Regions from separate parts of the Mus musculus genome. Here region 2 is linked to region 1. Evidence: chromatin loops called from intact Hi-C (ENCODE). Cell type or tissue: left cerebral cortex. All regions are shown on one strand. Each heading gives the region's core, and the rest is flanking DNA. Links, peaks and the distances in the headings are about the cores only.

The links. Peaks named below come from ENCODE experiments on the same cell type or tissue, not always from the same donor. Only the 100,000 strongest peaks of a DNase experiment are listed, where the experiment ranks them.
Region 2: it touches region 1 in a loop (3-fold over the local background); 10 of 42 quality-filtered maps call a loop at or near these places.

Annotation. Positions count from the first base shown.
Region 1 is chr10:74,469,156-74,486,020 of GRCm38, reverse strand. It overlaps Pcdh15 (protocadherin 15), which reads right to left. Exons shown (of 37, transcript NM_001142742.1): 24 at 3,844-3,984. Among named protein-coding and RNA genes, the nearest start is that of Gm40691, 340 kb to the right of the region's middle. In left cerebral cortex, for the core only: no CTCF peak of the experiment used is centred there; DNase peaks (open chromatin) are centred at 5,076 and 5,986.
Region 2 is chr10:74,838,348-74,855,212 of GRCm38, reverse strand. No RefSeq gene overlaps it. Among named protein-coding and RNA genes, the nearest start is that of Gnaz, 120 kb to the left of the region's middle. In left cerebral cortex, for the core only: a CTCF peak has its summit at 6,669 (motif pointing right); a DNase peak (open chromatin) is centred at 6,664; H3K4me3 peaks cover 315 bases.

The DNA of each region.
Region 1 (16,865 bases), core at 4,015-9,014:
ACCTGCTAGGTAGTGTCATCAAATGAGTTACTAACTCTAATAAGAAAAGACAACTTCTAGTAGAGTATATGGTTCATGCTTTATCTATGCAATTCTAAATGGTTTTCTATATTCAATGCTGCCTAAAAGAAAATAATATATACTTTTTTTATAGTACCAACATACTTACTTAAAAGGTGTTAAATCCAGTGGTATCAGCAGCAAAAACATAATTAGCTTACTTGTAAAGAGAAATTAATTTTTCAATGAGTTTTCTCACACTTTAAAGAGCAGAGTGTTTCTCTCTAGAGAATAAAATTAGCAATCTTTGTAGTTTAACACTTTGTTATATAATCTCTTAAAAACAATTAGCCCAAATAGAGCCAAGATCACTTAGTACACAGTGGGAATTATTCAAATACATAATCTGAGAGGAATTTTAGTCCCATGAGGTAATAGCTACACATTATTAGTGCAATATTAATTGGTCCTTTTACTAACCATAACACACAAAGAAGTGTTCTAATATTTATGTTAAAACATTTCAAACATTTTTCACAGAGGTGTATATTCTTGTGAAAATTAGAGTTGAGGTAGAAATTTAAAGGTTCTTTAAAATCAATTGTATCAGGTAGTGTTTTGCTGGGGCAAACACATGAAGAATGTTTTCCTGAAGTGGACACAGGTGAAAAGATGTTTCACCAAGTCAGACTTGTGAAGGAACGTTTTGCTGAGACAGACAGCGTGAAAGGTTGTCTTGCTTAAGCAAGCATGTCAGAGGACAAGTGATGAAGGAGTCTTCGCTACCGACACACATGTATTGGTGCACCTTATATTGTGTAGTTGAACTCCATTTGTCCTGACTCCATAGAGAGAAAAGCCCCAAAAAACTTCTGGTGGTGTGCTGGGGCTTTGGGCCAATTAGCAGAGTGATGTCAGCTGAGACAGACTCACATGGAGTGTTGCTAAGACAGACTCACATGCTGAGACAAAACACGTGGTGAGGCAAGACCCATAGAGGACACGTGATGGCTGGAGGGAGTATAAATAGGACTCAATGGACTGTGAGAGGGCCTTGCTTATAGAGGTAGTGGTGCAAGGCTTCTTGGTCTCCAGTCTCATCTGATCTTTGCTTCATCAAGAGAGGCAGAGCTGAGAACTTCTCCTGGTGCTCCACATGGTTCTAATTCCCCTGCTGACTCTTGCCAATTCAGCTGAGGCCTGGCTGTTCCTGCTTACATCATGCCACCACTGCTGCTATCCTGACACTACTGAACTGGACTGCTGGTAGATCCATAAAATGTTTGCTAGTGGATCAAGCTCTGGCTGGTGAGCTGTGAACTGAAATGCTGATTTCCTGACAATGCAGACAAGATTTGCTCTAAAGAACCATTTCTAAATAGGTCCACTTCCTCCCTAGCATAATAACCTTTTCTTTCTGGTGGGTGATGGGTTAAGACATTTAAGGACCATCATTAAAAGGAGGCTTTGAAAAAGTTAAAGCTGCATATAGCTTCTTTTTTATTATTATTTTAATTTCCTCATTTACATTTCCAGTGCTATCCCAAAAGTCCCCCATACCACCACCCTCCCCCCACTCCCCTCCTCCCCCAATCCCACTTTTTGGCCCTGGCGTTCCCCTGTACTGGGGCATATAAAGTTTGCAAGTCCAATGGGCCTCTCTTTCCAGTGGTGGCCGACTAGGCCATCTTTAGATACATATGCAGCTAGAGTCAAGAGTTCCGGGGTACTGGTTAGTTCAAAATGTTGTTCCACCTATAGGGTTGCAGATCCCTTTAGCTCCTTGGGTACTTTCTCTAGCTCCTCCATTGGGGGCCCTGTGATCCATCCAATAGCTGACTGTGAGCATCCACTTCTGTGTTTGCTAGGCCCCGGCATAGTCTCAGAAGAGACAGCTCTATCTGGGTCCTTTCAGCAAAATCTTGCTAGTGTATGCAATGGTGTCAGCGTTTGGAAGCTGATTATGGGATGGATTCCCAGATATGGCAGTCTCTAGATGGTCTATGCTTTCGTCACAGCTCCAAACTTTGTCTCTGTAACTCCTTCCATGGGTGTTTTGTTCCCAATTCTAAGAAGGGGCACAGTGTCCACACTTTGGTCTTCGTTCTTCTTGAGTTTCATGCGGTTAGCAAATTGTATCTTATATCTTGGGTATCCTAAGTTTCTGGGCTAATATCCACTTATCAGTGAGTACATATTGTGTGAGTTCCTTTGTGATTGGGTTACCTAACTCAGAATGATGCCCCCCAGGTCCATCCATTTGCCTAGGAATTTCACAAATTCATTCTTTTTAATAGCTGAGTAGTACTCCATTGTGTAAATGTACCACATTTTTTGTATCCATTCCTCTGTTGAGGGGCATCTGGGTTCTTTCCAGCTTCTGGATATTATAAATAAGGCTGCTATGAACATAGTAGAGCATGTGTTCTCCTTACCGGTTGGAACATCTTCTGGATATATGCCCAGAAGAGGTATTGCTGGATCCTCCGGTAGTACTATGTCCAATTTTCTGAGGAACCACCAGACTGATTTCCAGAGTGGTTGTACAAGCTTGCAATCCCACCAACAATGGAGGAGTGTTCCTCTTTCTCCACATCCTCCCCAGCATCTGCTGTCACCTGAATTTTTGATCTTAGCCATTCTGACTGGTGTGAGGTGGAATCTCAGGGTTGTTTTGATTTGCATTTCCCTGATGATTAAGGATGTTGAACATTTTTTCAGGTGCTTCTCTGCCATTCGGTATTCCTCAGGTGAGAATTCTTTGCTTAGCTCTGAGCCCCATTTTTTAATGGGGTTATTTGATTTTCTGGAGTCCACCTTCTTGAGTTCTTCATATATGTTGGATATTAGTCCCCTATCTGATTTAGGATAGGTAAAGATCCTTTCCTAATCTGTTGGTGGTCTTTTTGTCTTATTGACGGTGTCTTTTGTCTTGCAGAAGCTTTGCCACTTTATGAGGTCCCATTTATCGATTCTTGATCTTACAGCACAAGCCATTGCTGTTCTATTCAGAAATTTTTCCCCCTGTGCCCATATCTTCAAGGCTTTTCCCCACTTTCTCCTCTACAAGTTTCAGTGTCTCTGGTTTGATGTGGAGTTCCTTAATCCACTTAGATTTGACCTTAGTACAAGGAGATAGAAATGGATCAATTCGCATTCTTCTATATGATAACCGCCAGTTGTGCCAGCACCATTTGTTGAAAATGCTGTCTTTTTTTCCACTGGATGGTTTTAGCTCCCTTGTCGAAGATCAAGTGACCATAGGTGTGTGGGATATAGCTTCCTAATACAAAGTAACACAGTGCAGATTAATGGATATTTTTTCCAAATTTTCTAGGAGTATTATTTGCTTCTGCAGTTTACCTGTGTGTACTTATGCTTGTGAGCAGGCATAAGATGAGACTCACACAAGTAGTTTTAGAACAATAGAGTTACTTGCTGTAAGAAATAGTAGTAGCCTTTATATCTACTATTGTGGCATTAGAAACACAAAGGAAAATATAATTGTTTACTTGCACAGCGGAATGCCATATAGACATTAGAATAATAGTATTAACTGTGTTGATCAGTATGGACAGTATATGATTAAATACAGATTGAATATCATGATTATTAAAAGACATAGACTCTATTATAGGATCAAATAGTAGCATCTGTTTATGCCAACCATAAAATACTAGCTGACTTTTTTATTTTAAAGTAGGCTCTCAAATTTCTAGGAGAAACAATTTTAAAAAATTAAAGAGGAGAAAAGTAGAAAGGAAAAAAATCATATTGATAACCTTAGGCAGAATGCTCAGGTTGAATGTCCGATAGATGTCTCAAACAAAATGGCACACTGACCTTGAAAATCGTAGTAGGCTCTTCATTAAGATTGACGCGGGTTACTACTCTTCCAGAATCTTCCTCTACATCAAAAATACTGGCTGGGTATGGAAACTGCACGTCGTCCACTCGATACCTCACCCTACTTGCAGGCATCCCCTGAAAAAGGATAATTGATCGATCGGGATGACTGGAAAGGGCACCAGAGGAGATAAACTGATTCTCACAATGAATGGCTTTGCAGAAAAGAAAAATTCCATACACTAAGAGGTAAAATGCAAGAGGTATTTCTTTCTGTGCACAACTCAGTCTGAATCAATGAAGTGTGCTATAATAAGCGTCAGTAAAATGATTTCTGTGTGGGAAAAAATTACTCTATTGCCACAGACATCTTTTGCTCCATGTCTTGTCTTTCTCTCTGAATATCTGCTGTGCTCTATTGTTTTTCCTGCCACAATTGTTTCACATTTAATTATGCTATTCTAAATCTAGAAATGCTGGATTCTTTTTGCTTATGTGAATCTCCATCTCCCCCCCAAATCCAAAAAAACCAAAAACCAAAAAACAAAAATCTTAAAAAAAACAACAACAAAAACAAACAAACAAAACCCCTCAAACAAAACAAAAAAAAAAACAAAAAACAAAACCAAAACAAACCCAAAACAAAAAAGAAAACAAAACAAAAACAACAAAAAAACCCCCATAAAGTACATTTAAATAATGGACTGATGAAGTTAGAAAATAGATATGGATTGTTTAGTAAAGTATTAGTCTTAATGGGAAGACATGTAGATCCTTAAACCTTATAGACCTATGACATCAGCTCTTGCTTTAAGCTTACTATCAACTCGTGGAAGGTAAAGGTGTTTAGAAACACATGTAATCAGTTATCCTTCTGTAGCAGTTCTCCCTGATAATTTCAATGAGACCATATTTATTTTTGATAAGATATAAAAACTAAGAGCAAAAAAAAAAGTGCTAGTGTATCTCTTTTCTGTTTCAGAAAAAAAATATAACATGAACAAAAAGAGGCCAACTCATGCTTCCTAGTGAGTTTCAGGACATTCTGGAATGCAGAGTGAGACCCTGTGTCAAAATCAAGATGGGGAGGGGAAGTGGGAACAAGAGTGAGAGAGTGAGAGAGACTTAATTCTCATGAAAGCTGTTCAAAACCTTCTGGTGTTTTCATTTGTTGTACAAATCCAGACTGTTCACACGGTGATACTCCGTCCTGAAAAGAACTCATTTAAAAATAATCTAATTTGAACTCACTATTCATTTCTGCTTCACACATTGCTATAATTTATGCTCGAGTGCCTTTGCTTTACTCCTGACTCCCACTTTCTGAATCTGTGCTCATGATTCCCTGGCTCTGTTTCAGATATGCCTCTGAGCTATTTTTATTCACCAGTTCTACCTGAGATATTATCACACATTTCTGTTTATTTATTGTGGTGGTGTAAATACCAAATATCTCCTACAAGCTCTTGTTTGGAAACTTCAGTTTTGTGAACACTCAGGCATAATTTTGGGGGTCATGGGAACATTAGGGGACAGTACTAGTCATTGACCATTGGTCTTGGGAAGGTGTATTTGAAGGCACTTTCTATCTCACTACCATTTTCTTGCCCACTGTGATACACTCACATGCTTTCTGTCATGTGTTCACATTATTATGAAGATTTGTCTAGCACAATTGCCAATGAATAAATGCCTAAATACTTTGACATTACAAGTCAAAATAAAGCATTCCTTTTTTGAAGTTATTATGTTAGGTATTTTGTAACAGTAATGCACCATTAATTAATGCATAAATTTAGTACCAGGAGAGGGGTCATTGCTGGAACTAAGCTTATTCATATGGGCATGCCATTGCAAATGCAGAGAATAAGTACCATGCATGTTAAGTTTCAGAGGAGAATAGACATTGTTATTAGAGTAGGCTATCTGTGTTATAATTTTCCCATGTCTTAAATATAGAGTGAGGGAGAACTAAAATATAATGAATTTATTAACTTAGCAGATTAAATTTAATGACAGCACAGCATCTTATCTGTGGCATGGTTACTGGTCATTTCTACTCGCCAGGCATACAATGAGAGCTGAGAGCCAGGAATGAAGCAGAAAGATCTGTGAAACACACACTTTGGCTGAAGACCAGCTCTTTCAAAGTGGTAGACAAAGAAGCCAGAGATTTTTAAATGTGAAGCACCATTAAAAAGAGACAAAACACTGGAGTAATAGGAAATGTGTCCTGAAGCCATTTCAGGGAGGAAAGAAACTCTGTTCATTGCAGTCTCTAGGAAGGAGTCTTCGACATGTGGGTTGTGACTGCTTCAGGGGTCCCTATCAGATCTTTTGCATATCAAAAAATTACATTCTGATTCATAACTGTAGAAAAATTACAGCTGCAAAGTAGCAACAAAATAATTTTATGGTTGGGTGTCAACACCACATGAGGAGCTCTATTAAATGGTAGCAGCATCAGGAAGGTAGAGAACCATTTCCCTAGGGTATAAGACTGCAAACTTACTTGGGACTTTGCTTTGAAATGGAGTTCAGGTGAATGTTATGTTTACAAAGTATAGTCTCCACCCTATCCTCAGAGACTGTTTTAGCCTTGGTTGGAGGACAAATAGCTACATTTTGAGTTGGCAAAAGAGCTTTATGGCATCCACTCGGTGCATGTATTTCTGTTGTATATTGAAAGAATATAACTATATTATTATAACTATTATTCCATAAAGACTCATAACCATGACTTTGCCTTGTATTAGACTTTTTAATGCTGCTACAATTTATTGTTATTATTTTTGAGACAAAGTCTCTCAGTGCTGTCCTAGTTGACCTGGAACTTAATATGTAGACCTTTTTGGCCTTGAACTCTCATCTGTGCCTCCCAAGTACTAGGACTAAAGGCACATGGCACCACATGCCTAGAACACTGTTAGAATTCTTATGACTATGGGGTTCCTTAAAGTTAGACTGAATTTACTAGGATTATGAGGTGGCCAAGAGACGCTGCGGGGACAGAAGCAGAATCTATACTCTGCACCTGAAATTTTCCTTATAGGCTCAGGTATTAAATGTATTTGCTTCAGGCTGGTGGCTCTGTTTGGGCAGTATGTAGAATTTGGCGTCATTACTTCACTGGTGGGCAAAAGTCACTGTGAGAATTTCCTTAAATGTTGTGCCCAGCCAGCCCTTATTCCTGTCTGCTTCTCTGCTATCTCATCTGCCATAAATCTCTCCCACATCTCCATGCCCATGAACTGCACTTCTTCACTTGCACTGCCTACCATGATGAACCAAGAAACCTCTTTCACTGTAAAGTCCATCCCTTTTCTTGCAAATTTGCTGTCATTTATTGTGGTCATAGTAACTCCTGTGCCATGTTTGCTATTTGCCATATGTGTAAGCATACAGGCTTCACAGGGATAGTGACTGTATCTGAACAGCTTGGAGGGCATTCTGCCCTGTATGCATTCAAGGAACATTTGACTGAATAAATGAATTAGAGAGTTAAAGGTTATTGGTGTTGACCACACCCAGCCACTCTGATGACAGATTTATATATGTAATGCCAATGGAATACTTTGAGAGTGTTAAAGAGCTGTTACCTCCCTAATCATTTTACATGTGAATCATAAATTCTCCAAGTGGCTGAAGGGACATCCAGCCACTCAAGAAGTATGGTACAGCCAGGCATGGTGGCACATGCCTTTAATCCCAGCACTCGGGAGGCAGAGGCAGGCAGATTTCTGAGTCCGAGGCCAGCCTGGTCTACAAAGTGAGTTCCAGTACAGACAGCCAAGGCTATAAAGAGAAACCCTGTTTTGAAAAAACAAAACAAAACCCCCAAAACCAAAAACCAAACAAACAAACAAACAAAAAAGAAGTATGGTGCAAGAGGCATGTTTATTGGAAACTGAATCTTTGCAGTTTATGTGCATTTTCTTAGACAATGACAACGTTGCTTCTTTTTTTATGAGTTGATTTTTTTATTACGTATTTTTCTCAATTACATTTCCAATGCTATCCCAAAAGTCTCCCACACCCTACCCCCCCCCACTCCCCTACTCACCCATTCCCATTTTTTGGCCCTGGCGTTCCCCTGTACTGGGGCATATAAAGTTTGCCTGACCAGTGGGCCTCTCTTTCCATTAACAATGCTGACATCAGCTTTAGCAAACAATCTGAAATTTAACTAAATATCAGACTATGTATGGTACACTTATTCTCATATTCATATCTAAAATAAGTCTAGGAGTTAGCATAAGTATTCATATTTTACAAATGACAAAGCCAGGGTTTTAAAAATGAATTCATTTCCTGAAATAGTCTTGGCTAAATAGCAAAGTCACCAGACATCTTTTGTATTTAAATGTGGTCCTTAGACCACATTATAAAATCATACAGAAAATATCCCACTAACATGTGAATAACACGGTAAGACAATTCATAAAATTAGCTTAAGGATTAAGCTGATGCTGCAGAAAAGCCCATGATGGGTCCAGGTTGTTGGAAAGCATGATTTCCATGGAATCATCATGATAAAGAGCAAGAATGTTGTATACCAACAGAGGTTTTACTAACATTAGTGTCCATTCTGTCTGCAGTTTTATTTATTATAGATATGTGGACAATGTAATATGATAGATCTATAGGCCACAAGCACAAACAAATGAGTCTTATTATGATGGTAGGGTTTCTTTGTTTTTGTTTTTCTTCTTTCACACACACACACACACACACACACACACACACACACACACACACACACTGCCAGGTTGAGATTAAAGTTCATCATGACAGGAAAATCATGGTGGTAGATTCGTGAAATGGAAACCACTGAAAGCCAAGTTTCAGTATGCCCTGAGTATTCAGGCTTCATAGAATCCAAAACTCAGTATCATCCCACACAATTCAATGGAAATAGCTAATATAGCAAAGTAAATGTAAATGTATATTAAGAAATTATAAGCAATTTCACTTTTTTATTTTGTACATTTTTTAACTTTAGGTTTCCATTCTTGTGGGTTAAATGTAGTAGGTTTTAACTTAATTATGGAAAAATATAATTAATTACTGCAGACAGTAATTGCAGAGCTGTGTGAAAGATGTTGGAAGCACACAAACATGAGGAATTTCAATGAGACTGTAATGGGCCCAAATCATTAGACTCCTATCATCACAGGACATCTCATTTAGCTTTTTTTTTATACATAATTACCAAGATATTATTTAGGCTCACATAACTCCTTTTATATTAATGTGATCATATTTTATTAGTAAATATTAAGCCCATTATCATTAAATCCAAATATTAAGTAATCTGTTTTCAGATATACAAAGTTCTTTTTTTTTCCCTCCCTGACATGGTTTCAAAAATTCTTTCTTCCAGTGTCTTTGAGAAAATCTTTGGTTTACAGTTTGGTAACTTTATAATTCACACAGAATCTTTTAGGTATGAACTAACACTAGGAATTACTAAAATGTGGTTAGTATTGTTTCTCCATTCATAACAGCTTTGTCAAATGATTTTTTTGTAATTCTAATAAAATGCTGGGATGCCCTTAAAAATGATAAGAGGAAATGTGGGTCAAATCCAATTTATTCGAACAATCTGCTTTTCATTTTTCTTCTTCTTGTTTGTATGTAACATAGATGTCTGACAGATATGACACATTATCTAATCACTATGTGTGCAGTTGTGGTATGACCACAGCTATCAAAATCCTCAGAAACATTTGCTTTGAGATTATTAACCACTAAAGTTCTTGAGGAATATTCTTAATAGAGAGAAAGCTACCTCCTCAAAATTTCAAATAACCCTGTTGTGTAGCTTTCCTGATTTAGATACATTTGCTAGTTTAAGAGACAGCAAATTCATATTTCCCTTACAAAATAGACCACATAACCCAAATATTGGGCCTGTACCAGAGTGAATAATTCGTGATCTTGTTCCTCCTTTCCTAAAATCTTTCCATTTTTAATGATAAAACAGGACTTTGGGGGGGGGCAGGAGAAATGACTTGGTGGATGTGAAAACTTGCTGCTCTTCTTGGGGAGCCACGTTTCATTCCTAGCATGCAAGTCTAGTGCCTCATAATTATCTATAGTTCTAGCTCCAGGAGAACTAATCCTCTTCTGGCCTTCATGGGTACATGCACACGTGTGTTATATATTCACCCACATACATATCAATAAAAACTAAAAATAAGTCTTAAAAACAATCAAGAATTCCTACTGGTGCTCTCATGAGGTTTGAAACATGTACAGCTTGTGTTCACTGGAGCGCTATTTACTGTATTCAGATTGTAGAAACAGCCTAGGTGTACATTGATGGATAAGCCTATAAAGATGTGCGCTATATTTACAGTGACACAGTGTATCAATGTATTGTAAAGACTGCTGTACATACAGAGTCGTAACAAAAAAGAAAATCCTGCCATTTGCAACAGTGGGGATCCACATTGAGGGCATGATGCAGACACAACTAATTAAATCCATAAGGATAAATATAACAATTATTCCTGTTTGGGGAATGGAAAAATGGGAAAACATTATCTAATTTTACTTGCATTAAGAACCTAAACTAGACAAAGGAGAAGAAGGAACAGAGGTGGAAAGGGATAGAAGGATGGGAAAGTGGAGAGCTGGTGTTTGAACATTCTAACATTTAACTATGCATCTTTTCCCTTTTCTACATGTAAGAACTTAAGGGTGGCTGAGTGAATGCATGAGAAACTATTTCTAAGGAGGGCTACATAGGGTTGGCAAAGGTTCATTCAAAATCCATTTTCTTGAAGCTCCTGGAAACTCTTTTGAGTTGATGAACATTAAGTTTGCACATAAGAGGCCATAAATATCAGACAGTATTAACATGGGAATCAATATCTAATTACATTGCTAGTGAATAGATTATTTCTTGTAGACAGGTAAAAAACAAAACCAGCCACAATAACAATAATAAATTTTCCTTGGCTTTATATATAATTTTAAATAACATAAAATAGTGGGGATCACATATGTACAGTGTTAAAGAGAAAACATTAGAAGGCTCTAATAGGTTGTCGAGCTATGTTTTATGTGTACAAACAAAATAAGGCCCCCTATATACAAGAACTCAGTGTCTATCCTCAGCCAAGCAAATATTCAACATGATACACTGTTTAGAAATTAATGGATGAATGTGTTAAAGGAAGGGGCTCATTTGCACACAGCATAAACTGATGTTAAAGATGTGGTCACCTCAAAACACCTTGAAATAAAATTAAGATGCCATGAATAACTCCAATAGAGACAATATATAAGAAGTTCAGCAGAAAATTGAGAACTGTGGAATATTTATAGGCAAATTTAACACATTTCACATAAGATCTATATCTGCAACTAAATATCATTCCTAAAAGAAAAATTCTAAATAGATAGACAAAAGTGTGATGCAAATAAATAATGACAAAAGAAAAAATGACCCAGAAGTAAGGAGAGCCAAATTATCATTGCCTTCATAAATGGATGATTAAAGCCAAGAGTCCTCCTCACAGAACGCCAAGTATCTCTTTCCGAAGACTTACTTCTTTGTCTCCTAACAAGATGGTTAGAATAAAGCATCCTACATAATATCTAATTGAATGTCTGTGAGTGAACTCCAAACCTGAAGTGTTATATTTTACCTACTGCTGTAGGAAATGCCCCTTGTGTTGTGATCTTGTTCCACAAGGCTAATTTCTACCAGAAGAATAAGACTGGTGTGAATTATATCATGGAGTGACACTTTTTAATTGATCACATACTCAGACACACAAGTCTCAAAAAGAAGATTGAAATAACACCTTGAATTCTATCTGAAGCACTACAGATTATAGCTGGGTATCAACAACAACAAAAACTATAAAAAGTTTACAAACTCATGGAAACTGACAACTCGCTACTGAATGAAAGATAGGGAAAGACAGAAATTAAGAAGGAAACTAAAACCTTTCTAGAATTGAATTACAATAGAAAAAAACCAACATACCCAAACTTATGGACGTAGGAGGGCAGGTCTACGAGGCAAGTTCACAGCATTAAGTACCCACATAAAACTTTGGAGCTATCTTATAATTGTAAGTTAGCTACACATCTGAAACCTTAGAACAGTAAGAAGAGAGAACAGCCAAAAGGGAATTGACAGTAAGAAATAATCACACTTAGTGCCAAAATAAATAAAATGGAAATAAAAATTAAAAGAGTCAATGAAATGAACAGTTGTTTCTTTGAGAAAATGAATAAGATTAATAAATCCTTAACTAAATTAACTAAAAGATGAAGAGAGATGTAATTTTTTGTTTGTTTGTTTGTTTGTTTTTTCGAAACAGGGTTTTTCTGTATAGCCCTGGCTGTCCTGGAACTCACTCTGTAGACCAGGCTGGCCTTGAATTCAGAAATCTGCCTGCCTCTGCCTCCCAAGTGCTGGGATTAAAGGTGTGTGCCACCACTGCCCAGCTGTAAATTTTTAAAAGTAGAGATCAAAAGGGGAAGATCACAACAGATACCTAGGAAATCCAAAGATTCATAAGAAAATACTTTAAAAATCTGTACTCCATAAAACTGGAAAACTTAAAATTTATAACAAGGTTAGATAAGCAATTAAGTAGTAATTAAAAGTCAGTCTCTCTCTCTCTCTCTCTCTCTCTCTCTCTCTCTCTCTCTCTCTCTCTCTCTGTTTCTCTCTCAGATAGATTCAGTGCAATTCTACAAGACTCTTAAAGAAGAATTAATGCCAATACTCCTCAAATTATTCTACAAAATGCAAACAGAAGAAACACTGCTCAACACAGACTTGAACAGTCATATATATGTATGGTGGTTTGAATTTGTTTGGCCCATGGGAAGTGACACTATTAGGAGATGTGGCCTTGTTGGGACTGGTGTAGCCTTCTTGGCGGAAGTGAGTCACAGTGGAGCCAGGCTTTTTGAGGTCTGCTAGTGTTCAAGCTACACAAGGTGTGGAAGAGGGACTCTCCTTCTGACTGCCTGCATAAGTCAGTCTCCTGTATGCTTTCTGATCAAAATGTAGAACTCTCAATTCCTCCAGCACTGTCTGCCTGTCTGCTGCCATGCTTCCCACCATGATAATGGAATGAATCTCTGAAACTGACAGCCAGCCCCAGTTAAATGTTTTCCTCTGTAAGAGATGCCTTGGTCATGGTGTTTCTTCACAGCAATAAAACCCAACTAAGAAGGTATGTATTCTCTTTATATGTGGATGGTAGCTTTAAATCATATATACTACCATCCACACAATGCTACAATCCATATAACCACAGAGATTAGGTACATTATAAAGGACTGGGCAGGGGTAGGGGGAGAACAATCTACCAAGGAAGGGGAAATAGGTCTGGAGAAGCAGGAGGGAGACTGGAATGGAAGGATTGAATGGAGAAGTGGAAGAAAGAACTAAGGGGCTAAGGGAGAGAATATGGGGAGGGACAGGTAGTAATAAGGGTCATTTTTGAGGTTATATGGAAACCTATTACAGTTTTCCAGAAGATTCAGGAAATATACTCATATTTTAAAGAAATCTAAATGCAATCACAGGCTAATAGGAGGCAAAGCCCCAACTATACATCTATTTCCATTTAGAGAGACCTTCATTGCTAGGAATTGTTTACATCTAATTTAGTTATTGACCAAAGAGATCCCAAGGAACCTCTCACCCCCAACCCCAAACAACTCAGTCTATGGCCAAGGCTATTGTTTGTTCTTCAAAAACTGAGAGTAAGGCCCCATTGCTGAAGACGACACTTCCATACCTTATTGAATATGGAGATGATAAGCTGGTGCCTAAGAAGAAACTTTCATCCCTGTTGACATGGTACTAGCATGTGCTTTGCATATGACCAGAGGAAAATGTTAAATACCTAAAAAGCTATGAACTCTTTGATCTACATTGGTGGTCTGCCTGAATGATATACTGGTACAATAGTTGCATAAAGGTTGAGGGTGTAACCAACCACTATTTGATTGGATTTAAGGACAGTGCTCAGCAGAGTTTGGTAGCTGAGAACATGAGACTAGATAGGCCATGGACTTTGGGGGAAATCAAAATACTACTGTTCTGTTGCTAAAGGATCATAGTAAGGAAATGACTCCTAATGACACTCTGCCATACCTATAGATCAATGTCTTAGTCATCGTCACAGAAGCTTCCTTTGACAGTTAACAGGAATTCAGAGACCTACAACTAGACATTGCACAGAAAATAAGAGACCTTGGCATGCCCAGTCCTAAGTGGTGTCTTCATCAAACCCCCACCCTCAAGGCTCAGGGATCTTGGCAGAAGAGGGAGCATTAAGGTTGTAAGAGTCAGAGGGAATAGATGATACCAAGAAAAAAGTTTCTTCTAGATGTAAGAGCACTGACACTCATATGAACTCACAGAGGCAGTGGCAGCCTGCACAGGTCCAAGCCAGGAGGGGTCCCAGTGCTGAGAAGGGGAGTGGGCATAGCTCATATCCATATCTAAGAAGCTATCTCCAATTGACAATCACTTGCAGAACAAGAATAGTGTCTCCACTAGAGTCTCATGGGTCTAAAAACCACACTTAAGGCCACATCTGTGCCCAGCAGTAGATGGCCAACACCAAATGAACACCAAGCTATTTCTGGAGGCTTTCTGTCTCATTGCTTTGTTTGGATAATTTTTACCTTAATAGTCTTTTGTTTGTATATTGTTGTTTATAATCTATGTTTCAATTGTGTGTGTGTATGTATCTGTGTCAGTGTGTGCATGTGTGTATTTGTGTGTAAGTATGACAGAGAGAGAGAAAAAAATGTATGTGAGTGTATGTATCTGAGTATATGTGTGTGTATGTATGTGAGTGAGAGTGTGTATGTGTATGTATGTGAGAGTGTGTATGTGTATGTATGTGAGAGTGTGTATGTGTATGTATGTGAGTGAGAGTGTGTGTGTGTATGTGAGTGAGAGTGTGTGTGTGTATGTGAGTGAGAGTGTGTGTGTGTGTATGTATGTGAGTGAGTGTGTGTGTGTGTATGTATGTGAGTGAGAGTGTGTGTGTATGTATGTGAGTAAGAGTGTGTATGTGTATGTATGTGAGTGTGTGTGAGTATATGTATCTTTATGTGAGTATGTGTGAGTGTGTGCATGTCTGTATGCGTGTGAGTGTGTGTGTTCCGTGTGCTGTGTTTTTCTTTTTCTTTATTTATTTTGCTTGTTTAATTGGCCTGTCTTTTTTTTTTTTTTAAGAGAGAGAGAAATAAGACATGGAGTTGGAAAGTGAGGAGGTAGAGAAAATTTGGGAAAACATGAGTGAGGATAACTGTGATGCCAATATATTATATGAAAGAAATGTATTTTCAAACAAACAAACAAACAAACAAACAAACAAACAAACAAACATATCCCTTTAACCTTGATAAGCTTGACAATTTCTAAATAAGACAGAAACATTTTCATCTGTAAATTAATTGTAGTATTGATTGCAAGTGAAAATAGCAACAATGAAATTGTTTTTAGTAACTTACAGCTCATGACACATTACGTCAAACATACCATTATAGTGCTACATAACATAATGTATGTCCCAGAGAGGTCATACATGACAGATACTTAAAATGCACTGATAAATCAATTTAAAAATACGAATCATATTTACCTTTCTCATAAAACCTTCCTTGGGTTCTCATTTTTTTTTTTTTTGCCTTCAAATCTAATTATACTCCACTGTCATTAAAAAACCCCACCCCCACCTGTATAAAACACCATAAAGGTGTTCTTTCCACCTAATTTTCTGTAGCCAAAGGGACATGAGCTTGGTCTACATCATCTCAGTGTTTACAAGCTATTCACAGAGCAAGCAGACAATGATTGTATGTTTTCAGCTTTACCGTGTAAGAAAGAACCTATGAACTGTGTATATTCCACGTGCTCTATACAGTGTAGTTAATAGTTTCTGTGGCAAAGCTGGCAATAACCTGAATCAATTCTATGCCACAGCAGAGCCTGGAAAACAAAGAGTGGTAAAAAGTAAGTGAGCAAAGATACCAAAGGAATAGAAACAGAGGAGCACTCTAAAAGGAAGTCAAAACACAATGTAACATTCCTGGGTTTGGGCAGCCTTCAGTGTTGCATACAGAGAAAACTGTGAGACAAAATGGGATTACTCCTCTTACGGACCGCTGGCTATCACATGCTGCAGAGTGATGGGTAAGCTTTCTCAGGAATGTCAATTGGCTGGCATTCCTGGTGACATCACAGCAGTTTACTAAAACACAAGGTACTCATTGTAGAAATAAAATAAGTGGCTATCTTTTCCCCTCTGTAGAGATCAGCAGAGATAACCCGAACAGCGAGGATGGCTGTTAAAGACACCTATACAAACACTCCCTAAAATACTCCTTGATGGCTCATCTAAGTCCAGAACTGCCAAGTCTCACATCTTCATCAAAAGATATGAAAGACACCATCCTGGTGATTACTGTCTCATTATTTCTTCTGAAAAATATTATAAGAATACTTGCTGTTTAGGAATGGATTTTAAGCAAATTACTATTGATAAATTTATGATTTTTTTCTCATGGGGATTTTTTTCATAATCCTCTAAAACTATCTAGTTTTTTAAAAATAAGGAAGTTTGTAAGTTACTAACATTAAGCCATTCCGTTAATGCCTAGCTTAACAAGAATCTCGTTAATCTCATGTACACTAAAGGAAGGGTTACTCGGAAGAGTTAAACTTCTATGGGATCCTATGCATCATTTCTTAGAACTGGGTGAACAGCCAATGTCTTATGTATGTCGATTGCCCCACGACTGTGCTGATAGATGCACATTCTATTGCATCTATAATCCTGCCTCCAAACAGATTTCCATATGACAGAGTATGACCTGCAGCTTCAGAAGTAACCAAGACATGCTTGCAGCAATTACACATAGAGTTTTGCTTTGTGCAAGTTTGAAGTGACAAGTCCTTAGTGAATAGAAAGAAAAGGTTAGCAGTGTGTTGATTCCCAGTGATCCATCATTTCTTCAAG
Region 2 (16,865 bases), core at 4,004-9,003, 370 kb before region 1:
CCTTCTGGGTATCTTCCCACCCTGGCACATCAAGTCTCTCTCTGTGGGGCCTCTCCCACTTAGGTCAGACAAGGCAGCACAGCTAGAAGAGCATATCCCACAGACAGGCAACAGCTTTTGGGATAGCCCCTACTCCAGTTGTTCAGGACCCACGTGAAGACCAAGCTGAGCATCTGCTATATGTGAACATGCTATTGGGGCTTAGGGGGTAGAGACTAGGTCTCTGAGAGCCCCAGGGGTCTTGGTTAGTTGACTCTGTTGGTCTTCCTGTGGAGTTCCCATTTCCTTAGGGGGCTATAATTCTTCCCCCAACTCTTGTATAAGAGTACCCAAGCTCCATCCACGGTTTGGCCGTGGATGTATTTATCTGAATCAGTTGTTGGGTGGAGCCTTAAAGGACAGCCATGCTAGGTTCCTGTCTTCAAGCATAACAGAGTATCATTAATAGTGCCAGGAATTGATGGGATGGGTCTCAAGTTGGACTGGTTATTGGTTGTCCATTCCCTCAATCTCTGCTCCATCCCCGCCCCGTCCCTACATTTCTTGTAGACAGGATAAATTTGGGGTTGAAAGTTTTGTGCATGGGTTGGTGTCCCTATTGCTCCACTCAGGTTCCTGTCTGGCCACAGGAGGTGGCTTTTTCAGGTTTCATATCCCCATGGTTGTGAGTCACAACTAAGGTCAACCCCATTGGTTCTTGGGTGCCTCCTGTCTTTGTTAGGGTTTCTATTCTTGCACAAACATAATGGCCAAGAAGCAAGTTGGGGAGGAAAGGGTTTATTCAGCTTATACTTTCTCCATTGCTGTTCATAACTAAAGGAAGTCAGGACTGGAACTCAAGCAGGCCAGGAATCAGGAGCTGATGCAGAGGCCATGGAGGGATGTTACTTACTGGCTTGCTTTCTCTGCCTTGCTCAGCTTGCTTTCTTATAGAACCCAAGACTACCAGCCCAGGGATGGTGCCACCCACAAGGGACCTTCCCTCTTGCTCACCAACTGAGAAAATGCCCCACAGTTGGATCTCATGGAGGCACTTCCCCAACCTAAGCTCCTTTCTCTGTGACAACTTCAGCCTGTGTCAAGTTGTCAGGTTGTCCAGTACACCTCTCTTATCCCAGGTCTCTGTCTCATTCTGGAGATGTGCCCCCCCCACCTCTTCACCCCCCATGAATTCCATTCATTTTCATCCATCTAGCTGTCTCTACTGTCCTTCTCCACACCTGATCCAGAGTCCCTCAATCCCCTTCCTAACTCCCCTCCCTCCATCTGCCTCTTATGACTATTTTATTCCCTATTCTAAGTGATATTCAAGCATCCTCATTTGGGCCGCCCTTCTAGTTTACCTTCTTTGGGTCTGTGAACTATAGCACGTGTATCCTGTAATATCAACTTATAAGTGAATACATTGCATGCATGTCCTTTTGGGTCTGGGTTACCTTGCTCAGGATGATATTCTCAAATCTCATCCATTTTCCTGCAAAATTCACGATGCCTTTGTTTTTAATAGCTGACTAGTAAGTATTCTATTGTGTAAATGAACTACATTCTCTCTATCCATTCTTCAGTTGAGGGACCTCTAGGCTGTTTCCAGTTTTTGGCTATTATGGATAAAGCTGCTAGGAACAGAGTTGAGCGAGTGTCTTTGTGGGATAGTGGAGCATCTTTGGTATATGCCGAGGAATGTTATAGCTGGGTCTTGAGGTAGAACTAGTGAAGCTATTTTGATAAAAAAACAAAAACAAAAAAACAAGAAACAAAAACAAAATCAAAAACAAAAAAGTGGATTTCTCTTCAAAGTCTCCAGAAGAAAATAGACCAGCTCAAACCTTGATATTAGTTGGTTGAAACCAGAACAGGAAACCCAGCCATGTCTTAATTACCAATAGCTGGTAATATGTTTGTATATTTTATCGATAAACAGTTCACTGGGATAAGGCATTGAACAGCATCCTGTTTTCAGGAGAGAAGGTAGCAAATCCAGGGCCATCCCAGGCAGCTTCTCCCTAACCTCAAAGACTGACTACGCAGGAGGGACAGGAGCAAGCCTTAAGCTGTTTCAAGCCGTGACCTGTTTCAGGCACAGTTGTCCTAGCTCAGGAGATGGCAATTTCATAACATTCTACAGCTATTCTTTATAGCCACAAACAAAAACAGTGAGAGAATCAAGCTAGGAGAAGGGAACCTGGAGAACTGTATAGCTCATGTTTGGGTTTCCAACCGAGACCAGAAATCTGGACGGACGCTCATGTGAAATTTCTTTCTTTTTTTTTTTTTTTTTTTTTTTTTGGTTGAAATTTCTTATTTTCAAAAAGACTCTATAAGACAAAAAGGAAGTTGGAAACATTCATTTCCCTACCAGGAAGAGTTTTTTTTTTTTCCAGTTCCAAAGATGCCATTTGGTTTTCTGTGTTTTATTTAAGAACTTATTCGAAAGCAAAACAGAAAATTGAAAGAAATGAGTTAGGCCATATGGCCATTATTCTAAGGGAATAGACAACTTGTGACTACATGGGAAGTCACTATAGTCAGGTCACTTCTAGAGTCCCTTGGAAACGACTATACTTGATCATACCTGGGTGATTTTAAAGGCTAGATATAGCATAGGGCTCCTATTATCCTGTGAGCCTCCAGGACTCTTAGCCACCTAGAGCTTCCATGAGTATATTACTCATGCTCCACTGTGCAGAACTGATGGATTTGCTGTGTTGAGAACACAGGACCGATACATTTAGCATAAATAATGGATTATATTGTGTCATAAACACAAACTCCCAAGCCTCTGCTGGGCCTGTGCCAGTGACTATTAGGTTGGAGAGGGATAAAGAGAGGGAAGCCAAACGACTCCACCCGAAACGTTGCTCTGCAATGTTCTTCACTGCCCTGCTCCACTTTAAAGGGGCACATTTATAAATGACAAGTGATGGGCTGGAGAGATGGCTCAGCGGTTAAGAGCACTGATTGCTCTTCCAGAGGTCCTGAGTTCAATTCCCAGAAACCACATGGTGGCTCAGGACCATCTGTAATGGGATCCGATGCCCTCTTCTGGTGTGGCTGAAGACAGCCGCAGTGTTAAAAAAAAATGACAAGTGACTTAGTTAATGCAAAACCATGTCGCTCTCTAGCTGGGAACTTACTACCCTAAGAGCAGCTTTGACTACATGTGGAAGGGCACAATCTTATGTATGGTAATATGCTTGTTAAAATGTAAAATAACTCCTTTATGGTACTCATGTACTGTGAATTATGATTTCGGCATTACTTTACTCCATGAGTGGCATTGACTGTACTGGAGTTAAAGACCATCTGAAATTAAAAATAGAGATTTGATTATTTAAGGAGTCACAGAGGAGTTCAGTACAACTAGAAAGTTAGCGAGATACTACATCTTCAGAAGCCCGAATGACCTTTTCTCTTTGATGACCGAGCTATTAAAGTAGACTCGAAGTTTTTGTGTAGATAACCTCCGCTGAGACACACAGTACTCTGATCTCTTTATGACTCTAAGAACATTAGAGAAGCAGCTCTTCTGCACGTTTTCATGTGTCCAATTGATACACCCAGACAAAGACGCTGTTGAAGAAACCAACCACACGATGCCCACCTCGCAACACTTGCACTTACAATTAGTGCTCACGAGTGACGCTTAGGTGCTGGAGGCTCTTTGGCCGGCAACAAACCGTACACATGGACAACACAGCAAAAGCCACCAGAAGTGCATGGGACTCACGCTTTAAATTAAGTTAAACTTCACAAGTCCCCCGCCCCCCCAGGTATATTTTCTTGCTTTTACTTTTAATGATTGTTTTTCCCCATACAGTATAACTTGTGCTTCCCACATCTTGGTTTTCATTAATAACTTAAAGCAAAACAGGAGAGGTCCGTATAGTATAATTTGGTTAGACAGTCTTGGTTAGATTATAGTTTGCTTTCTATAGACTGATGGCAAGGCCCCATTGCCAACGACAACCCCCCCGCATAAGTTGTGGAACATGGAGAAGTCAAGATGGTGCCCACCTAGAGCCTAGATGTGCTAGATTCTTTACTCCAGGAAAATACGCTGTATTCTTTCAAAAAGAAACATAATTAGCAAGTCAGACACAAACCCTTTATCTACCACGCTGTACTATGGAAAGTCTGCTCATATGCCAAGGAAAGAGTAACACAGAGGCTTGTGGTGACAATCAACCAACAACTGATCTGATTTAAAGCCCACTCCACAAGGTGGGGTCCATCCCCAATGTTGCTTGGGTGACCAAGAGCCCAAGTCAGGGACCTAGGAGAAAATCAAATGCCACTGTTCTACTAAAGGAACGTAGCAACAAAGTGACTCCTAATGACACTCTGCTATGCTCATAGGTCAGTGCCACTATCAGAGAAGCTTCCTCTTGCAGCAGATGGGAACAAACATAGAGACCCACAGGCACACAACAGGCAGAGAGGGAGTGACCTCAGAAGAGTCAGCCGGAAGCGGGATGTCTCCATCAAATCTCTCCTCTCGGGGCTCAGGGAACCCTGTGGAAGAGGAGACAGAAGAGTGTAAGAGCCAGAGGGAATGGAGGACATCAAGGAAACAAGGCCTTCGGTATACAAAAGGACCCACAATGACTGTGGTAGCATGCAAAGGTATTTCTCAGGTTTTTGATGGATCACAGATGGTGGGCGTCCTAGAACTGAAAGGAGAAGAGGACACATGCCCCATCTCTAACCCAGAAGCTACCTCCAATGGAGAACTATCTGCAAATGAAGCTTTACTTTTTCTCCAAGGGAGTCTCACTGGGGAAACAAGCTACTCTTGAAGGGTAGGTGCCATGTGCAACCGCAGATGGCTGAGGCAAAACAAACTCAGCATCTTTGGAAGTTTTTTGTCTCATAATGATGTCAGGGCATTTTTTCTTCAATTTTATCTTATTTTAATTTTTATTATGTATGTATTGTCTCTCTTTTTACCTCACAAGTCCTTTATATATCCCTATATATAGATATTCATATTAATTTCTCTATCTATCTATCTATCTATCTATCTATCTATCTATCTATCTATCTATCTATCTATCTATCTATCTATCTTTCTATCTCTATGATGCTATGATCCATCCATCCGTCTGTCTGTCTGTCTGTCTGTCTGTCTGTCTGTCTATGTATCTCTCTATTATGGTTTAGTGTTTTTATCAGATTCCTTACTATGTGAACAAGTTGGTTTCTGTGTCTCTGTATAATTCTTGTGCCTTTTCTTGGGCTCTTTTTCGTCTGTTTGTTTGTTTGTTTTGTTCTATTCTGATGTGTTAGTTTTTGTTTTGTATTATTATATTTTATTATTATCCCTTAAAAGGCTGCTTGCTTTTGAGTGAGAGACAGAAAGAGATTGATCTAGAAGGAACTAGGAGGAGTAGAGAGGGAGGGGAAACCAATGTCAGGATTTGCTATATGAGAAAAAAAACCCCTATTTTCAATAAAAGGAAGAACAAAAAAGGAAAGCTTTTTATGACCCAGATGTCATAATGTCCCTACTTAGGGATATTTATCTGTCTACTTCCTGTTGTCTAAGAAACTGAAATAAGAAAAAGATACTTTAATGTGCACAGAAACAAGCATATTTATGGCTTCCATCCTACCACGGGCCTCCTTAATGAAACTAAAATAACTATGTCACTAAAAGAAAGAATTGGAAGGTCTTGTGAATGGTACCCTGACTCTCTTCCTTGGCTAAACTTTGCTAGCCTGTCAATAGACTGTGGCAGGAAAGGGTTATGTAGGCCTTCATGCTACATGGAAGATTAACTTCCTCCGTTATACAAAGATATATTCCAGAAGCCAAGAATTCATATGGATTCCCACCTGAAGCCGGCTTATATGTCGACAGAATGAAAACGTGAGTAGAATGCCATGATAGTCCCATTTTTTTTTTGGGTTTGTATTTTTGTTTTGTTTTTGTACTTAGTTGAACTCTCTTTTATGGTGTAGCAAGTGGCATACATTTAAAAAGAAATATTCATGCAGCTGATTAAAAAAATATTTAGTCTTGAAATTTAATCTGGTAGCTTGCATTTGGTGAACAAATGTGTACAGCATCTTTTTTTTCAATCAGGAACTCTCCCTTCGTCTAAATGAATGTATTTAAAATGCACGAAATTAATAAGCATTTGTTTCACACATTTCAACGTAGGTTTCTTCCTACATTTCTTTCATTGTCTCATTTTCTCAGAAAGGAAACTAGCAAAGTTTAGCCTCCTGTACTCAGCTAAGACCCTGGCTACACGGAATTTACCAAATGTTTCACAGGAGGAAGGATGCTCTGAAAGAATTGAATTCTCTTTCTCTTCTCAAGATCTAAAATCCTCTTGGTGTTAAAGAATCAGTGGCCGATATTCACAGAGACATTTTCTTCTGGGCAACATCACTTAGCTAGGAACTTTTAAAACATTAGGAGCTAGAGAAAACAAGCATAGATTTCTATTCTTTTGGTAAAGAGCTTCGGGAAAACCAGCCTCCCTATATAAAACCAAGCAATCGTATGATGCACTCTCAATGGGAATGTGTAAGATACAGAAGTTTCTGGCAACCCACCACGACCTGGTGTTAGTGTTTTTTTGTGCTTCGGTACTGCCTATTGTGTGGGATCTGCATTTGAATAGTAGCTCAACTTCCATCAAACAGCAGAGGGCGCTCCAACATCAGTCTGCTTTCTGTTCTACTCGGTTCAGTTTAGTCATAAAAATTAACCCTTAAATGTGAAAAAATTCCCAAGTAACATAGCACACACCCAAATGGGTACAATTGATCAAAGTTTCAAGGAAGTGTAGCGCTGAGTCTGAAACTTGTCTTTGGGGGAAATTGTTAAAAGTCTCTGTGACACAGAAGAACGGACGTCACTTGAATACAGAGCTGGTGTACTGTTCTAGCTTAGAGCAATGGAATCAAATAGAATCATCGGCACAGTTTGCAATCTTGCAGGGTGGCCACAGGAAGGTCACTCCTTGGTTTGTTTTTGCCGAACTTATTTTCAAAGTTGCTTAGCCTAATTTGATACAAGATGTATACAACCATTACTTCAATAGTGATATCAATGTTCCGGAATATTAGCGTGTGATTGTAACGACGGAAATATTGAATGGAATTATTTTTAAGAGCTGAAAACTTAAAAATCTCAGTATGTGACAGATGAATCCATCCTCATGGATCGTGATAAACACCAAGAGACTAAGACATCACTTTTCATGTCTTAAGGATGTCTTAAGGATGAAAACGGGACTGGAGAGGTGGCTCAGCACTTGAGAGCACTTGTTCCTCTTGCAGAGGATCTGTGTTCAGTTCTCAGCATCCACACGGCAGCTCACAACCACCTGTAACTCCAATTCCATGGGGTAAGATACCCCTGTCTTCTGCAGGTGTAATATACTCATACACTTCGGGCAAAACTCTCATACCCATAATGTAAATACAATTTAAAAAATGTAAAAATCCAGAGTGAAAATGTAGAAAAAACAGGCACACTCATGAAGCAAAATCATAAAATTAATTTCCAGAATTCTTCATAATCATTCATTATGATGATCTGTCTCCTGTCAGGGGTCCTTATTTGATATGTATCTTATTTCATACTTATTTTTATCCTGCTTTGTGTATTTAATTTTTATAGCAATATTTTTCATTCTTTCCTTTTTCTTTTTGTATGGTTTTTATTACATTTACATATATCATGACAGTATATTTAAAAAGAATACCAAATTAATGTATATAGCATGAATATAAAATTTCTACATTTTATTCCTCCCACAAATTTTGCAATGGATATCACAATTTTCACCATTTCTGTTCTAAATTTTATTTGTTATTTATAATTTGTTTATTATTTCCTGTTATGTGGTCTATGATAAGCTGAAACTCATAATCTTTCACTGTTTAAGTTTTTCTGCATTTAGAACTTTAAAGTTCTGAAAATTTGTTTCCTATTCTAGCATAAAATAAAATAGTAGTTCAACAAATTCTTAACAAAGCTCTTCAAAACAATGAGTAATTGTGTTTGGAAATGCCAGAAATGCCCTTTCTCAATAATGAACACTCGTTCTTCACAAACATCAACACTTACTTTCAGTTTTGAAACTCAAGAAGAAATGGTTCGTTTCAGACTCTCCTCTGCAAGAGCATCGACGTCTATGGTGTAAGTGCAGTCATCTTTGTCCTTGATGTCTTCCTGACTGTAATTTCTGAATCTCCCACATACTGCTTTGATCTTCTTCTGTGCCCAAGGAGAGAAGAGAACATCTGACCACCAGCCTTCACACAGTGAGTTGTTCATATCAGACATGTATGTGTGCCATATGTCACAGATGGTGTCTTTGCTTTCTCCATGTTGTACCATTAAAATCCAACCTGATACCCTCTTACAATAAATTCTTGCCATGTGGCTGACAAAAAACAGGTTATGAAATAAGCAAGATTTAGCTATGGCAACTCTTGTGACTAAATAGTGAGTCCAAACCCCAGGCATATGCTATGCATTCATAAAAGACTCACATTTAAATACAACAAAACATCTAAAAAGAAAGATAATCATTATAAGTTCCAGGCATTTCTGTTGCATATTCACAGGATGGTTTATTTCAAAAGCATCCATAAATTGCCAATAAAGTAACATCTGAGGAATGTCAGGTCATGTGACATTTGCAGTCTTTGTATGGAGAAACAGACTTCAGAGTCCCAGATATCTTAAAAGGAGCATCAAACAGATGAAGCCAGCTTGATACATAAGGAAGTACTGGAAGCTGAACGAAGATGAGACTTCATTGCCCTTAATGTGCACTCCAGGGACTTGGTCCCTTAGTGAACCCCACGGGGAGCCTAGTACATACCCAAGATAAAGGCTGACTGGCAGAAGGTTGGCTTAGAGAGGGGAGCTAGTTCATCAAGCATTTCTAGATAAGAGGAGTCCCTGGGAATTTGACTGTGAGCTGGCGGTGGGCATGTTGAGGGTCCAGTAACAGTTGTCTTTAGATCAACGTCTGTCTGGAGGAAATGAAGGGAGGACTGTGCAAGGGAGGAAGTGAGGTGGAGATGGAGGCTCAGTGGGACCTCAGCCAACTTTGGTAATAGTCACATTGGGGTGGTCCTTCACAGTCATCCTATATGGTGAGATTGACAAGTATATCACACTCCTTAGGGATTATTTATTGGATGCAGGATAATCCTGAAGGAGCAGATAATGTAGGCAAACATGGGGAAGGTGTCATTCAGGACCACTGGCAGACTGGCACACATGCAAATATATATGTTATATATATAATACACACACATATACATTATATATGTATACACATACACATACAATACACATCATACATCATATATGTATACATATATGTAAACATATTCACACATACACATATACATCATGTATGTATACACATATAATACAATACACACATACATATATACATCATATATGTATATACATACAATACACATTCACACATACACATATACATCATATATGTATGCACATGTAATACAAATATATATCATATACATATATGCAAACAACAGCAATAAATGAAAAAAGAGGCCACAAATCTAAAAGAAAACAAGGAAGTGAATAGGAAGTCTTTCAGGGAGAAATGGAAAGGGGAAATGACTTAGTTATATTATAACCTCAAAAATAAAAGAAAAAATGGGCAAAGTAACAGAGAATTCTCAACAGAGGAATCTCCAATGACTGAGAAGCACCTAAGGAAATGTTCAACATCCTTAGTCATCAGGGAAATGCAAGTCAAATGACCCTGTGATTCTACCTCACACCCATCAGAATGGCTAAGGTTAAAAGTGACAGCAGATGCTGGTAAGAATGTGGAGAAAGAAGAACACTCCTCCATTGCTGATGGGATTGTGAACTGGTGCAACCACTCTGGAAATCAATCTGGGGATTCCTCAGAAAATTGGAAATAGCTCTATCTGAAGATCCAGCTAAACCACTCCTGGGCATTTACCCAAAAATGCCCCACCACACCACCAGGACACATGCTCCACCATGTTCATAGCAGCCTTATTATACTCACAGACAACAGGAAGCTTAACAAGAAGGAAGGCCCAAGTGTGCATACCAGAAACTCACTTAGAAGGGGAACAAAACTCACTTAGAAGGGAGGCAGAGGGAGGAGGAAACTGGCTGGGAGAGGGAAGGGGAAAGGAAAAGGAGGGACAGAATCAGTCATGGGGAGAGGCAGGAGGGATGCCAAGAGGGCCAGGAGAATGAATTGAAATATGCAGCAGTGGGGATAAGGGGACAGGGGGACCTTCTAGAAAGTCCCAGAGACCTGGGATGCAAGAGGATACCAGGACTCAATGGGGATGACATTAGCCAAAGTACCTAACAGTAGGGAGATGGAAGCTGAAGATACCACATCCGGTAAATAGACATGGCCCTCAGTTGGGATAGGGGGCTACCCACCCATCTTCAAAATTTTTAACCCCAAATTGTTTCTGTCTAAAGGAAATGCAGGGACAAAAATGAAGCAAAGACCGATAGAAAGGCCATCTAGTGACTGACCCAAATTGGGATCCATCCTGTGTGTGCACACTAAATCCTGACACTATTGCTGATGGCATGTTGTGCTTTCAGACAGGAGCCTAGCATAACTGTCCTCTGAGAGGCTCTACCTGCAACGGACTGAGACAAATGCAGACACTTACAGCTAACCATTAGATTGAGGTCGAGGACCAGTATGGGAAAAGTTAGAGGAAGGACTGAAGGAGCTGAAGGAGATTGCGGTCTCATAGGAAGAACAACAATGTCAACTAAGGCAGACCTCTCAGAGCTCCCAGAGACTAAGCCAAAAAACTAAGGAGCATTCATGGGCTGGTTTGTGGCCCCAGGTACATATGCAGCAGTGGCCTGACCTGTGTGGCCTCAGCAGGAAAGGATGTACTTAATCCTGTAGAAACTTGATCTCCCAGGGAAGAGGGATGCTGGTGGGGTGGATAGGCTGGTGGGGGTAGGGGTGGGGGAGCACCTGCTCAGAGGCCAGGGTGGAGATGGGGTGAAGAACTTGGGGAGGGGGACTGGGAAAGAGGACAACTTTTGGAATGTAAATAAATAAAATCATTTAATAAAAAAAGTTAAATAAAAAAAAGGCAAGTGGTTTGAGCTCACTATGGCAAGCATGCATAGTATTTTGTGTATGCAATATAGACTCTCATGGTATTTTATTCTGTAAGTTTTATTTGTTCTTTTGTGTGACTTTAGACTTTACATTTGCCAATGAGATTCCTTTTGATAATTATTTTTAGAATGCATTTTTTCTCTGAGTAATGAATTTGTAAGTGAGAGAATAATGAAGGATAATGGAAAAGAGACTATTTCATTAGATCAGAATAAAGCATTTTCATACATTAGAAGGTGGAGAGGTTCTAGTCCAAGCCAGGGAGGCTTCCCAGCAGAAACTGGAACGAGCATCCTCTGCCTTGGTAAGTGCCTGAGACAAGGTTCTACCAGCTCCCGGGTGAAGACTCACATATCAGCAGTTAGTCTTCTAGGTAAAATAACAATTTAGAAATGAGGCTGAAGCCAAGCAGTGGCGGTGCATGCCTTTAATCCCAGCATTTGGGAGGCAGAGGCAGGTGGATTTCTGAGTTCGAGGCCAGCCTGGTCTACAGAGTAAGTTCCAGGACAGCCAGGGCTATACAGAGACACCCTGTCTCAGAAAAAAAAAAAGAAAGAAAGAAAGAAAGAAAGAAAGAGAGAAAGAAAGAAATGAGGCTGAACTTGGCTTCTCTGGCACCTAAAAACTGTCTTTTTCTAAGTTACTTGAATCGCTGTACAAAGATTAAACTGAGAGCTGAAGATAGTGGCACATATAGATTATACATTTTTCTCAATATCTGGTCCTTAGTAGAGCTAAAAAGTCATTAGCTATTTCCCATATGTGATGAGGAATATTGGAACATTTAAGGATGGCTCATATTTTGAGGCACTGTCAGATATGAAATACAATTCTAAACGGCTTTTAAGTACTGTATCTAAATGCTGTCTCATTGAAAATGTATATCCTATGCTATAACCTCTCCATTACTTTATAGCATGATTTAATATAGATTGAATAGTAATATAATATAAGGCATTTGCTATATATTGTATACTATCCTCATCATATAGACAAGGAATGAAATAGTAAAGATTTTCTAACAATGATAATGCTTTTAGTGGATAACCCTGATGGCTTTGATTACAGCAACCAAAGTTGAGATTTAGGGACGGTTCAGTGGGACCTCAGGTTTGGGAGGTTTGGTCTGAGATGCTTTTGATTGTGTGGTAAAGCAACAAGTTGCAGTAGGAATATGGGTTAGAGCAAGTCCTCACCTCATGATCCTCACAAAAAGAAATAGGAAGGACTTCATCCCTATGTTCCCCTGAAGGACCTGAATTTAATCACTAGAACAAGTCCACTAGTCCACTCTTACAGGCTTGCTAACGAATCTGCTGGGGAGTCTACTTTTGTCAGGTTGTGACACTTTTGAGGGCTGTTTAGGTCCAAACCCCACTCCAGACCAAAAGCCCACCCAAATCCTTGGTGCTTGGGAACATGAGATTTGCTTTCGTTGGTCCTTTCTCTCTAATAATGAAGCCGTTCATTATTTAAGAGTTGAGACTGCCACTGGCTACACTCTCACCACAAGCTCACACAATTAAGATAACGAATTATTGTGCTTGATTTAAAAAGCTAGTGGTACATGTGACATTATTGAATATGAGATAATTATTAAAAGTGTTGGTTGTTATAAAAATTGTTATTTGGCAGAGCAACTGGCCTGCCAATAAGGAGAAATTACCTAAAAGGAGTAGGGTCTGGGTAGACATTAAAGACAATTGCAAGCATATCAATATTTTATAACCTCAGATCTTGCATTTTAGTATATCATTACAAACCAACACAATGGAAATCCTGAGGTCTAAGAACATACAGGGAATCTTTTAAGAACAACTGAAATAAAGAAGGGGACAAGTGTGTCCACAGTTGTGCCCAGCAGTGAGCTACCCTTGCTCCATGTGACTGAAGAGCTGGAGCAGAGGGAAGTCATGCAGAGAAACATAGCCATTTCTGTAAATGAAACACAATGCATTTGAAACTATGGACTTCACACGCCTTCCATGTTGTACTCTGAAATCATGAATAACTTAGGGGAATTGACTAAGTAAAGCATCCAGGTGAAGTTCAAATCAGCCAATCTTCTAGTTCAACTTGAATATTCACATATAACCTCTTGATTCATCACATGGGATTAGCGTCTGAGCTAGCACCACACACTCAACCTTTATGGAAATGTCTATGCTATTCACACTGGATATAGAGGTTCCCTACTGATAGAGCATCTGTCCAAAGCCATAACTTAAAACAATAAAAACATATTAACTAACTCGACAGAAATAAGAATGGCATAGGTGGATGGTTCTGTCTTAAAATATTTCCAAAACTGAGAGCAAAGTGGAATACTTGGAGTTTACCAGAAGATTTCTTTATACCCCCATGCCATTTCACTCTGCACAAAAGTCCTATTTAATTTAGGAAGGTTATAGAAGTGATGGCCATAGGACTTTCCTGGAGGTCTGCCACTAGGTTAGTTAGTTACAAGTTAAAAATGTATCTTACTGAAAGTCCTAGCCAGAATCAACACTGCTGGCTCGATTAGAAGACTTCAGCTTGCAAACCACCTTTATCGTGTGCAAATAGTCTTTGGATCTAATTTTCACATAAAAAATGAAAAGGAGTTGATGGTGATCTTATCAGCCAGGACTGAGAATTAATGTTTTGACATGGAATAATTAGTTTGTTTCCTTGGCCCTCTAGACTATTAACACTATTAATGCTAAGCGAGAAGTGTCAAAGGGGGGGGGGCTTTCTAGTTTCATTAATGTAGTGATAATTTAAAATCAAACAGAAAACTTCTGATGTTGAGAATCAGACATTCTGACCTCTAAGATTCAGTGCCACAAAGACATGGACCTATCATCAGAAGGTTCCATCACATGGTAGAGATACAAGTTAAGCTTAATCCCTACCTATTTTGGGGGAGTTTCCCTGCTTTCTTATTCTAATGGGAATGTGTACAGTAGCTAACATTGTGTATAACCTTAATCAGCTTTATTTTTAAAGTCCTCATTTTTTTTCCATTCCACAGCCTACTCAATATAAACTCTAGGCAGAACATCCCACCGGGACTGTAACCCTTAGGATTCAAACCATTTGACAGTTTGGCCTCATAGCTTCAGGAACATAGATTGGCTCTAATTTTAGCACCTATTTTGGATCCATCAAACTAGAAATGGCTGTTGTGGTGGTTTGAATAGAAATGGCTTTCATAGGCTCAGATATTTGAATCTGTAGTCATCAGGGAGTGGAACTGTTTGAAAGGATTAGAAGGATTAGGAGGTGTGACCTGTTGGAGAAGGTGTGGCCTTCTCAGAGGAAGTGTGCCATTAGCGATGGGCTTTGAGGTTGCAAAAGTCCATGCCAGGCCAAGTCCCCGCCCCCAACATGACCCCTGCTTTTTGGATCAGGATCTCAGCTACTCCATTAGCACCATTCCTGCCTGCTGCCAAGCTCCCTGCCATGATGTTAATGGACTAAACCTTGAAACTGTAAGCCAGATCCAGTGGAATGGTGCCTTTAATAAGAGTTACCTTGGTCCTGGTGTCTTTTCACAACAACTGAACAGTGACAAAGACAGCTGCAATACAGGAACAGCCAGTTAGTTTAGCAGAACATTTAACTTTAATTTTACCGGTCCAAATTTGACAGATGAGAATTGGGTCACAGTAGAAATCCTGTATTGAGCATGTTTGACAGAGATCTGCAGTTTGGGCATGTAGTACAGAAAACACTGTTTTTCAGGGTGAAAGAGGAGATGTGGCTGCCTTAGATTCCACATCAAAGACAGAGGTGATAGCAAAGGATTGATTTTTTGATGTAGACCTGTGTGCTTTAATAAGAATAGGGAAAAGAAATCAGAGGATGGCATGTCATTAATCATGGAAAATAAGAGAAACTCCTTGGAGTGGAGCTCCTTTCTCTGCAAAGATTCTGTTCACGTGCAGCCTCAGAACTGGCCTGTGAAGGCTGATGTCTGTGCTTACCTGTCCTAATCTAAGTTCCAGTTTGGAAGTTGTCTTCTGAGATTTTTTCCTAAACAAAGGGCAAATGATGTAGCTAGGGTCTTCTTTTCGAAACTTAAAGAGTAGTATAAAGTTTTAACTGTTCTATTTTTTTGTTGTAAAGTCTTAGCTGTTCTTTCTATTTTTTAACCTCAAATTCTTGAATTCTATATCATGACATTTCTTGGCCTTTGCTCCATTTTTTCCCCCTGAAATTTGACTGTCGTGGCCTCTGAAGGCAGTGTGTCAAGTCTCCTACTTGGGTAACAGAATCAAAGTGATTATAAACCTGATCTCTTCTGCCCTCGAGTGAGCCTCCTGTAGAGTTATTCTCTCTCAAAAGTTTAATAGTATCTAGAAGCTTGTGATATTTATATTATATCTAGCAATTTGCTCCTAAATTGACTTGGAGATTTTTACACTAGAATGCACTGGAACAGAATCTAATCTAACATGACTGATATAAAAAAAATTAGGTGTAGCAGGAACTACACTTGTAGATTTATTTAATGTTCTAAAAAAACAACTCCAATTCTTGTCAACAATTGCTTTAGCTTCACAGTGAATCATATCTTAATTGTTTCTCCTAAACCTTGACATTTCTCTTTGATTTTAATACTTATCACATCATAAGATTCATTACGTTTTTTGATGCATTTTAGAACTTATTTTTCCATGTGCTGTCTAAACACAATAAATTCTTGTTGGTTAGAAGGTTAAAAAAAAAGAGTAATAAATGTGGGCTCTTAAAAAAAAACCTACAAAAGTCAAGACTTTGGGGATTTATAGTGAGATTTTATATCAACTACAAATTTTATTTTGTGTTTCCACCAAAGACATTTTATTTAGACTGCCTTGAAGACCTGACTTCACATGGTCTCCCATAGCCAGTCTCTTCCCATTTGTTTGTATCCTAGTCTAGATGGTTTGATTCTGAGGGTCTCACTTCATTGTCTTGAGGGCTTAATTTTCTTCCTGCTGAGTTATGACCCTCATTTCACTTGTCTGGTATCTTTTGGGTGGCTTTTCTGGTGGATGGGAGCAATACAGGATTGGTTCTTTTAGAGGTCTCCCAAATGAAAAGTGAGCTTTCTTGCAGTGTGCTGTTTCTAATGGAGGTGTGGGATTTGCTCCAAAGCACAGTGGCGTTGTGCTCCTCATCTTCATGATAGAGCCCAACTCTGATTCTATAGGTGGAAGAGCTGGCCTAAAAACAGGAACAAGGCAGTCAGGGTGGTCTCAGACATCCTCTGGAAGAGCTGAGAGCATGACATGGGGCCTGAAATCTGTCTGTATTCCTTAAACTCAGTTACTAGTGATCAAAAGAAATAGCTGGTGGAAATACATAAATTAGTATACAATAGTAGACAGTATTCAAAGAATGCTCAAGATGAAAAAGTAAGAAGTAAAACAACAACCAGTAAGAACAGTGAGCTAGCCCAAAACAAAGAATGTTGTGATAAACCTACATGGAAGCATTCTGACAATTACTTTAAGTGCAGTCTGTATTAGTCAGGGTTCTCTAGAGTCACAGAACTTATGGGTAGTCTCTATATAGTAAGGGAATTTGTTATGATGACTTACAGTCTGCAATCCAACTCCCAACAATGGTCAGCAGCAGTTGTGAGTGGGAGTTCAAGGATCTAGCAGTCGCTTAGTCTCACAAGGCAAGCAGGAGAAGAAGAAGAAGAAGAAGAAGAAGAAGAAGAAGGAGGAGGAGGAGGAG